2 separate regions of the Homo sapiens genome follow, and region 1 is linked to region 2. Evidence: chromatin loops called from intact Hi-C (ENCODE). Cell type or tissue: HCT116. All regions are shown on one strand. Links, peaks and the distances in the headings refer to the core of each region. The heading gives the core; the rest is flanking DNA. Region 1 has its middle 26 kb from the start of VAX1. Region 2 holds the start of MIR3663HG (MIR3663 host gene).

Region 1 (5,371 bases), core at 157-5,156, 57 kb before region 2:
TCTCTGAGTTGGGAGATTGTTAGTGATTTTTATATTGTCTTTTTTATACTTTTATAAAATTTTCCAAAGGCATTAACATATATTACTTTTTTTTTTTTTTTTTTTTTTTTTTTTTGAGAGGGAGTCTTGCTCTGTCACCCAGGCTGGAGTGCAATGGCACGATCTCAGCTCACTGCAACCTCTGCCTCCCAGGTTCAAGCAATTATCCTGTCTCAGCCTCCCAAGTAGCTGGGACTATAGGAGTGCGCCATCATGCCTGGATAATTTCTGTATTTTTAGTAGAGACGGGGTTTTGCCACATTGGCCAGGCTGGTCTCGAATTCCTGACCTCAGGTGATCCACTGCCTCGGCCTCCCAAAGTTGTATTACATTTATAATCACAAAAATAAAACACAAAAATAAACACAACTAAATTTCAATAAGTAATAATCTTCAGAATATTACCTTATAAACCTGATCTTATAATTATCTGTCTCTGTCAATTAATCAATGGGGAAATCACATTATTTCCACCTTCTAGATGGAGAAACTGAATCATAGCTGGAGAGTCTACCTGAGTTTGTACTGGATTCTGCTGGTAGTTAAGGTCAAAATAGCTAATATGATAACTGCAACTAATTTCTGTTCTCTATAACATCTCTCATATCCCTCAGAACCGTATTCTTTCTGGGTATGACAAAAAAGGAGGAACTGAAGTCTTCAGCACTGAAGCTGTCCAAGTTCATTTGATCCCTAAGAACTACCTTGAGCCCCTATCACCACTCCAACTGGCTTATTGTAATCCTCTATAAAACAACCCCAGAAACTGCATTCACACATTGCTGTCAAAATCAAAGAGGCAGTCTTGAATTTTTTTCAACTTGAATTGTTTTGTTTTGTTTTGTTTTTGTTTTTGTTTTTGTTGAGACGGAGTCTCGCTCTGTTGCCAGGCTGGAGTGCAGTGGCACCATCTCGGCTCACTACAACCTCTGCCTCCCGGGTTTGAGAAATTCTCCTGCCTCAGTCTCCTGAGTAGGTGGGACTACAGGTGCACACCGCCATGCCTGGGTAATTTTTTTTTTTTTTTGTATTTTAGTAGAGACAGGGTTTCACCATGTTGCCCAGGCTGGTCTCAAACTCCTGAGCTCAGGCAATCCACCCACCTCGGCCTCCCAAAGTGCTAGGATTACAGGTGTGAGCCACCGTACCCAGCTGCAACTTGAATTTTTAAAAACCACTGAAAAATGTGGTGTCATGGGAAAAGCTGCAGCGAGGAAGTCTGAGTTTTGTTCTAGAGCAACAGCTACCATACATTCACAGGCATCACATTCACAGTGCCATACTATGTACCAGGCACCAGGCTCAGCATTTTACAAGCACTTATTAAGTAAGACTAGATTACAGCAGTGGTTCTCAAACTTTAGAGTGCACTAGAGTCACTTGGAGGGCTTGTTAAAACACAGATTGTGGCTGGGTGTAATGGCTCATGCCTGTAATCCCAGCACTTTGGGAAGCTAAGGCAGGCAGATCACCTGAGGTCAGAAGTTCAAGACCAGCCTGGCCAACATGGCAAAACCCCCATCCCTACTAAAATTACAAAAATTAGCCTGGCGTGGTGGCACACGCCTGTAGTCCCAGCTACTCGGGAGGCTGAGGCAGAAGAATCGCTTGAACCTGGGAGGGGGAGGTTACAGTGAGCCAAGATCATGCCACTGCTCTCCAGCCTGGGCAACAGAGTGAGGCCCTGTCTCAAAAAAACAGAAAACAAAAGACACAGATTGCTAAGCCTCAGCCCCCAAATTTCTGATTCAACAGGTTTGAGATGAGGCCCAAGAATGTGCATTTCTTTCTTTCTTTCTTTCTTTGAGATGGAGTCTCGTTCTGTTGCCCAGGCTGGAGTACAGTAGCACAGTCTCAGCTCACTGTAACCTCCGCCTCCCAGGTTCAAGCGATTATCCTGCCTCAGCCTCCCAGGTAGCTGGGACTACAGGCACGTGCCACCACACCTGGCTAATTTTTGTATTTTTAGTAGAGACGGGGTTTCACCACGTTGGCCAGGCTGGTCTTGAACTCCTGACCTCATGATCCACCCACCTCAGCCTCCTAAAGTGCTGGGATTACAGGCGTGAGCCACTGCACCTGGCCAAGAATGTGCACTTCTAACAAGTTTCCTGTTGATGCTGATGCTGCAATTCAACCACCCTTTGAGGACCACTGGATTAGATCATCCCTTCCAGCTCTCATATTCTGCTTGAACTCAAACCCCAATTCTTATCCTATGGCCCTACACTAAAACTTAGAACTAAATCCCCAAAACTCTCAATGTTCTTGTCACAATCCCCTATGACCTCCACTTGGTCCAAATGAGAGAGTTTGTGAATGTGAGAGGTTGTAAATGTGAATCCAGCAAAGTCAATGGACCAGCACCTAAGGCACCTGTGATGACCCTCTGTAGTTGGGAAGACCCAAACCAAGTTCCAGCCCCCAAGCACATACCAGTGTTTTGGTTTTTTTGTTTTGTTTTTGTTTTTTCTTTTGAGACAGAATGTTTCTCTGTCACCCAGGCTGGAGTCCAGTGGCACGCTCTCTGCTCACTGCAACCTCTGCCTCCCGGATTCAAGCAATCCTCCTGCTTCAGCCTCCCAAGTAGCTGGAATTACAGGCACACGCCACCATGCCCGGCTAATTTTAGTATTTTTGGTAGAGACAGGGTTTTGCCATGTTGCTCAGGCTGGTGTCGAATTCCTGGGCTCAAGAGATCCGCCCGCCTCGGCCTCCCAAACTGCTGAGATTACAAGTGTGAGCCACTGAGCCCAGCCCCAGTTCTCTTAATAATAAAGTCCTGGTCATCAGAAGCAGGATCTCCAGTCAATTACAGACACAGCCAACAAATCACCCTAGCTCATCATTTATGCATCTTTTCCTACACAAAGGTTGGTATCACATATTAAAGCCTTTTCCTCCCACCACCAATAGAGGGCCTGGCCTGCTATGAAAAAGAAGAGAAAGCATGATACTGGAATGTTATTAAGACCTTACAACGCTTTAAAATTTACAAATACATTACAATAACCATTGTTTCATTAAGGATTCACAACAATACCCTGAAGTAGATATTATTATTCTGTTTTATAGCTGAGGAAACAAAGGCTCAGATAGACTTAGTGATTTGGCCAAAGCTCCAGAGTTAATGAGAAATAGAACTGGGACAACTAGAACCCAGTTTTCCTGCGTTCCAGCCTAGACGTATTTCCACTGTGTCTGGATCCAAATTAGGGAAAAGTTCAAATTAAAATTTCTCTTCCTAACTCCCTTCATCCTTAGCATATTAGCAAGAATGAATCATTATGGGTAACTAGACGAAGAGCTCTAATTGCAGGTCTCTGAAAATGGAGATGTTTAATTACATAGTTACATATATGATTTATCAACCAGTTTTGATCGTTGACAATTCTCTTTAAAGAATTCTTTTCCTCTAAAAATTAAAGTAATATATTTTTTAATCTCCCCTGGAATGCTTTGTTTTCATTCAAATAAAGAGGTGACTGTTTCTTATAAGTGTCATGATTTCTAGGCAATTGGTCTAATGTCAGACAGGCATGAATTCCTGGTAGATTTATCACGATTAGGTCTGAAACTGCAGAGTTTTTATCTAGAAACAATAATCATTTTCTGGACAAAGCTAAATCACAGGCACTTACTTGTCTGAAGTAAGAGGAGCCATTCTTTGAGAAAGCCTACACCTTTCATTCCTAATTCTCTTTGAGCAGGAATCTCCTCCAAATACTACTCACCTTGAAAGATGCTAACACAAATTCGGTTTTGCCCTAGAGAGGGAAAAGGTGAAGGGCCATCATGTCAAAAGAGCAGAAAATGTCAAAGTTCCCAGTGTTACTGAGGCAGGCCAAGCATGAGGAATGAGCCTCTTGATGTTCATAAAAGCAATTTGGGCTTAGATCAGGATTAGGTCTCAAGGACATGACCAACTGCTGAAGCAGGCTGGAGCAATACTGTCAGTTTGCTTCTAAGTGCCCCAGGAGGGTCAGTTCCTGCTACTCCTTTCTCTCAGGATCCAAAAGGGCTTGCTTTGACCATCATTAAGACCTTCTGTTTTCTACTTTACTAGGTAACCATATGCGTTCATGCTCAGAGACATTAACTTACTCATTAGAATAACATCACTTGGCCAGGAACAGTGGCTGAATCCCAGAACTTTGGGAAGCGGAAGCCAGAAGACTGCTGAGCCCAGGCGTTCAAGACCCGCCTAGGCAAGATAGCAAGACCCCATCTCTGCAAAACAATTAAAAAGTCAGCTGGGGATGGGCGCAGTGGATCATGCCTGTAATCCCAGCACTCTGGGAGGCTGAGGCAGGTGGATCATCTGAGGTAAGGAGTTCAAGACCAGTCTGACCAACATGGTGAAACCCCGTCTCTACTAAAAATACAAAAAATTAGCCAGGTGTGCTGGCACACGCCTATAATCCCAGCTGCTCGGGAGGCTGAGGCAAGAGAATAACTTGAACCCGGGAGGTGGAGGTTGCAGTGAGCTGAGATTGCACCACTGCACTGCAGCATGGACGACAGAGCGAGACTCCGTCTCAAAAATAAAATAAAAAAAAAAAGCTGGGCACAATGGTGTGCCCCTCCAGCTACTCAGGAGGCTAAAGTGGGAGGATTCCCTGAGCCTAGGATTTTGAAGCTGCAGCAAGCTGTAATCATGCCACTGTACTCCAGTCTGGGTGATAGAGTGAAATCCTATTCCTTTCTTAAAAAAAGAAGAACATAGCTTGTAAGTGGTAGAATCGAGATTCAAACCCAAATAGAATATCATTAATTTATTTAGTCAATAAATAGTGATTAAAAGCCAGGCACCAAGCTAGCTTATGGGTATAATAAAATGAGCCTCAGAGTATAGTGAGGAAATAGAAAAGGGGCTGTGGTTTTAGGCTCAAGAGGGGTTGGGGGCAGCCTGCAAGTCTTCATAGGAGATAAAATATGCAAGGGACATGAATACCAATTGCACTTTCCCATATTAAAGCCACTCCTGGATCCAGACACTCTCTGCTGGTGTAGAAAGCATTTTGTCCTGCCTTTCTCCCTCCTACTATGGCCTCCTCAAAGGAGGCCTGACTTGCCACAGCCCAGGCAGCGTTTCCTCTACCTGGGGTGAAAACTATACACTAGGCAGGAAGCAGGCCCTTGGATGGTTGGGTTGCTCTTCTACACTTCAGCTCACATTAGAGCAGTCACTTACTAATGGTACCCTATAAAGTAGCAATTTACCAAATAGTACTAATTTAGTACCTGGTCCTTGAAGAGTTAACACACCTCTCTCCAGAGGCGCCTAACTGACTCCTTGCCAAGACAGTTTTAAAGGAGATCTGGTTCTGCA
Region 2 (5,371 bases), core at 116-5,115:
GGGACAGATTTTTTCTCCTTTCCTGGCTACACGCCTAACAGAGAAGCTATCCCGAGGGACCTCAAGAAGTCCCCCCAAGCCGTACTCAAAAGCCTTTCTCCCTCCTCCTCAAGCGCTCACTTCCCCAAAGAGGACCCGGACCCCTGACTGCCTGAGCCAGGTCCCCAGCATGGTCCGCAACCCTTCTCGACTCCGGCATCCACCTCCAGGCTGACGTCTACCCGGGAGGGGGCTGGGGACCCAAGGAGACTTCGACTACAGGCCCAGGCGAACGGAAGGAAGAGGCTTGCGTTCAGAGAGACACGTTTGGAGCTGGGACTGTTCATTCTTTAAGGAACACCAGCTTCCAGGGCATCTTTCGTTGGCACCTTGGCTTTCCAGAGAAGAAAGGAAGTGGGTATCAGGGCCAGCCCCTCCTCGCACCCCAGGCTGGAGAGGTGCCGAGGTGCTTAGTCACTCAGTCCAAGGGCACCTGAGAGATGGGGGCAAACTTGGCAGGAGCTTGAGCACGGAGGCGTGATCCGCGGGGGGCGCAGGCAGGGCGGGGCCCAGAGCCCCCTTCCGCCAGCCCAGCCTGCCCCTTCCAACCCAACTTGTCTGGCACTGGCTTCTACGGGTGCCGAGAAGACTGCTGTCGTGGGCACAGGGTCCTCGACCCCAGGACGTGCGTGGCCTTTCCCACCCCAACCGGATGGTTTGTCCCAGGCTTTGAGACTGAGCTTGATAGAGAGGTAGGAAGGAAGCGGCGCCAGCTCCGGAGCCAGAGTGGGTTGGAGTCCCAGCTTGGCCACCCTCTAGCTGTGTGACCTTGAGTGAGTTACTTCGCCTCTCTGAGCACCAGTTTCTTTGTTTTTTTTTTTTTCAGGAATGGTGTGAGGATTGAGGTAATGTCCTTAGGATGCCCACATGTGTTCAGTCAAGGTCGGTCGTGATGGTTGCCGGCGTCCGCTGCAGGAAAGGCCCCCAGGAATCAGCTTGTAGGGTGGGCGCCAGCCGGTACTGCACAGGGGCATCGCGGCCTCCGGTTTTAGAAGGGGCAGAAACAGCGCAGTGTCCTCAGCCCTGAGGGCTGAGTGTTGGAGGTCCCGACGCTCCTGGGTTCTCTTCTGCCCGGGTGCAGACTACAGCAGGTGCGCAGGGCTTCGCACACCTCTGCTGTGGGAAGTGAGTCATCTTCGCTTATGATTGCATCTGGCCAGGCCAGCTACGAGAACACTGGGCCTCACAGCTGCCACGTATCCAGCCTTAACCTGTGCCAGGCACTGTGCTAAGAGCTATGCACCCACAATCCCACTTCTTCACAACAGCCTCGACCGAAGTAGATGTTTAAGTTTTTAAATTTCCATTTTACAGAGCAGGAAACAGACTCAGAGAGGTTAACTTCCCCCAAGATCACACAGCTGGTAAGTTGGAGAGCGGGGACTTGAACTGAATCTTCCTTGGAGGCCAAGCTCTGAACCACTAAGTTGGGTGGCATTAGAGAGCCAAGCTCTCGCCCTTCGGTTTCCATTCACGCTACCCTCTCTGAGCCGCAATTCTCTCTCCTGCGTTGGCACTGGCAGAAGTTGAGACACGCTCCCAGGAATCGCGGGCCGTGGCGCGTACTTCCACGCACCCCAGCTAGTTCCAGAGACTCAGCTTGTTCTGAGATCCTCTTGTCGAGCCCCCTTGGTCCCGGCGCCCGGCCTGTGTGGTGCTCAGATCAGACTTATCCACCCGAGCACCACGCAGACCAGCGCCTGGACCAAGGTCCCGGGAAGGAAGCCCTCCTCCCCTTCTCCTGTGGCTTAGCTCAGCGATCAGGGAGGAGCCAGTTAAGAAGTCACAGTCGAAGCCATGACTGCTGTGTCCCGGGGAGGCAGTGGAAGGCGAGGAGCACGGAGCGGGGATACCGCCGGACAACCCCTCCCCGCCGCCCCGTCGGCGTCCTCGCTGCGCAGGGGCTCCCTTGCTGCCCCAATCTAAAAGGAAGCCGTCGCGGCCCAGGGCACGGTAACTAAAAGGCCGTCGGGGAGGGAGACGGGAATGAGTGGGCTTGGACTTGAGGTTTCCGAGCCAGCTGCTCCCTAGAGCCGTTCCTGAGCTCGTCAGCCAGCACGTATTTAATGAATGGCCACTGGGTGCTAGGCCTTGCACGCAACCCTTTCGTCCTCCCCCGGGGCTGAGCCGAGGGTGACCCAACACTAGTCGGAACGAGCCTGGAGACATGGCGCCGGGGCTGCGCTCTGCAGGCCTGGCCTGGTCGCTCTCCACGCACCCCTCTCTCTGTAGCTGCCGCCCCGCCCGGCTCTGCCTGTGGGCGCCCCCTGGCGGCAGGAAGCCGAGCGCGCACCACGCCCTCGGGGCTCCATCCCCACTCACCCCGGCGCCTCTAGCCGCTCCACCCGCACCCCCAGTTCGCGCTGCGGCGGCCAGCCTCTTCCCCGACGGCCGACCGAATGTCCCTCAGAGCTTTCCGTGACCGGCCAGGGCGCGTGGCTGTCCGGAGCCCCTCCACGTTCCCCAGCAGCAGGCCCGGCTCTCTCTGATCAGCGAGCGCGGATGCCGGTCTCCTCCCTCCCTCTGCCGGGCTCCAGCCCGACGCCAGGCCGCTGGGGGCAAGCGCTGTGCTTTGGAAGAGGAGAAAAGCCCCAAATAAACAAAAACCCAAAGCCCATTCAAGTTCAGGGGTGGAGAACTGTTGGCATCTGAATTTTAAAAAGATCGCCGGGACTCCCAACCACCACCAAACACCCTCTTGTCCACCCCCCCCCGCCCCCGACACCATCCCACCCCACACACCCCACGCCCGCGTCCCGTGAACCGAACCGCCAATGCGCCGCAACCTTCTCGGCAGTCACACCTGTGTCCCCGATGCCATCTGCCCACGTCTGTGTGTGAAGCAAACCCCGCTGGCAGACGGGATGGAGAGAGATGGCTCCTCCAAACCAGAATTAGGAGGAAAACCCCGCTGAGGGCGTTTCAAAAACCCAACAGGCGAGCGGGGAAACCTGCATTGTCAGACCTGCTGGGCCCTGAGTTCTAGCCCCATGCACCGCGCCGAGCTAATTCTCCCGGCGACTCTCTGAGGGGTTATTACCACGTAATAATTGATGAGGACACTAAGGGCTAAGAGGAGTCAATTAACTTGTCCCTAGTTACAGAGTTGGAAGTCAGGGATGGATCTTAACTGGTGGGGCTGTTCCGAGGGCCTGTGAGAGACTGGGTTTCAGCCCAGAGCCCAACACAGCGCCGGTAGAGAAAGTATCGGGTACATTTTTGCCTGCTAATCCGGCGGTAGGAAGTCAATTACATCTTTGATGACTCAGATTTTTGAAACAGCCCCATACAACTTCCAATTACGGGGGCAAATATAATTGTGAAAGTCTATGGGATTTGGAGATGAAGGAGTAGGCCATCAAAACATAACCCAGAACTTAACTTGTTTTGGAAAAAAACATTTTATGGAAAATTTCCAACATATAGGAAAGAAAAGAGAATATTATAGTGAACTCCCATGCACCTGTCCCCAACCTCCAAATAACGAAGGCAAATCTATTTTATGGTCAATCTATTTCCTCCCCTCCTTCCCACGGACTCTGCCTCCCCAGCTGTCAAAACCTACACACACACTGCTTCCCCTATTCACACAGATTATTTGGAAGTAAAACCTGGACCTTGCCACACTTAATCTGCAAGCATTTCAGCATGTACTGTCAAGAGATGACCACATTACCAAAACTACAATAGCATCAACACAACCACAATACCAAGATATACCCACAAACTTCACATTCCTAAACACCCTGGAGTATCCAGCTGGCTGAAGCTTTATTTTAACCACAATTCCTGGCTAGAGCTTGGTTTTCACTGAGTTTCAGCTCTAGGGCCAGAATGACCTGGGTTTGGATCTTGATTTTTTTTTTTCTTTTCACTTATTAGCTGAATGACTCGGGGGCATGACTTACCTTCTCTCTGAGTGTCAGTTTAGTGCAATCTCACATGGTTGTTACAAAGATAAAAAAACAAAACAATGCATGTAAAGAGTTTGGCATAAGCCAGGGAATAGTATCTGTTATTTCTCCTAAAGCTGGACTTCGGTGAGATTTTAGCTAACGAAGGCTTGAAAATTAGGTTTGAGTTGGGGCATCAGAAGTTTTCACGTTGCATGGAGGGTAAGACTAGAGCCAGGGATGCACCACCACACCCAGTGATCATTCATGAGTTCACCCCTCCCAGGATTAACAACTGAACTCTCAGTGATGTCTTATCTTATAAGGCTCTAGTCTTATCCTCCATGCAATGTGAAACCTTTTCAGGTTCTCCAAGGATCCTCCTAGGTCCGACAGTCATCGTGGGCTTTTCTTGGGGGCAGTGCTGGTCTTTCTCCCCTGTATTCCTGCCTCTAGCATGCGGCTGGGCACACGGGGTCAGTGCTGTCTGCTGAAAGAATGGTTGATGACATCATCCCATCACGTGGCCTTTGCATAGCCAATTCCTTCTGCCTGAGACATTTATGCCTTTTCCCTTAGCTTAATTAACCCTCTCTGAATGGGTCAAATTCCCCTGGCATATGCTCTCAGAGGACCTCAGTGCACTTTCTCTTCAGAGGGTTTATCACTGGTTAAAACGTTAGATTTATTTGTTACTTATTTGTGTGATTACCAGATAGTCTTTCTTCTGTTCTAAACTTCATGAGGGCAGGAATCATGGCTGTTTTCTCATCATTGTATCTTTAGCACTTAATGCAATGGCTAATTGTTGAATGCAAGTGGTTTTTATGGTAGGGGGGAGTAGCTAGATTCAGAAACTGGTTTAACCCTAACCCTCACCCTAATCAGCAGTCATAGTAGCCAATTCACAATGCACTATTTCAATATGTTGTATAGGAAATTAATCTCCAGGCAAACTATTGCGCTACCAGGCAAACTATTCTGGAGGTAATACAATAGAAAGATCTAGTTAAGATACTTGAATCATACAGATTGTTGAATAAATTTTAAACACACAATGAGAAGCAAGAGGAAAGAGATGGGGTAGGTTAACACATATACCACAGAAGCAGGTGGGAAGTCCCCTTCCTGAATCCTGGGCCATTTAATATGCAATGTTCACATATTGCCTCCCACCCATATCCCTCCCACCCATATTAACTTTCTTTCTTAATGATGTGGTTACAAGGACCATAATTGAGGATGAGTGAAGGGACCCAACAGAAAGAAGGTGCCCGAGGCAACGATACACGCTTTTGCTATTGGAGAGCCAGGGGCAAGTTCTCCTGGCCACAGCAGGAGCATCCATTAGCCTCCTGAACAGCTCTCTCTGTTTATCTGTGCTTCTTGGGCAGAACACAACTGGGACCATAATGGGTGTCACCGATGGATGAGTGGCT

Evidence for each region. A loop is a pair of places that touch in the nucleus more often than their neighbours do. Peaks named below come from ENCODE experiments on the same cell type or tissue, not always from the same donor. Only the 100,000 strongest peaks of a DNase experiment are listed, where the experiment ranks them.
Region 1: a loop joins it to region 2, with 2.8 times the contacts of the local background. A loop is called at or near these places in 10 of 110 quality-filtered maps.

What each region holds. Positions count from the first base shown.
Region 1 is chr10:117,109,468-117,114,838 of GRCh38, forward strand. It overlaps a transcript of SHTN1 not described here. Among named protein-coding and RNA genes, the nearest start is that of VAX1, 26 kb to the right of the region's middle. In HCT116, for the core only: a CTCF peak has its summit at 2,965; a DNase peak (open chromatin) is centred at 2,954.
Region 2 is chr10:117,166,018-117,171,388 of GRCh38, forward strand. MIR3663HG (MIR3663 host gene) reads right to left here and starts at 3,038. Exons shown (of 3, transcript NR_121651.1): 1 at 2,843-3,038. It overlaps MIR3663 (microRNA 3663), which reads right to left and starts at 1,757; the gene lies at 1,661-1,757. RefSeq lists an enhancer at 1-130. In HCT116, for the core only: CTCF peaks have their summits at 2,312 (motif pointing left) and 2,513; a DNase peak (open chromatin) is centred at 2,261; H3K4me3 peaks cover 890 bases.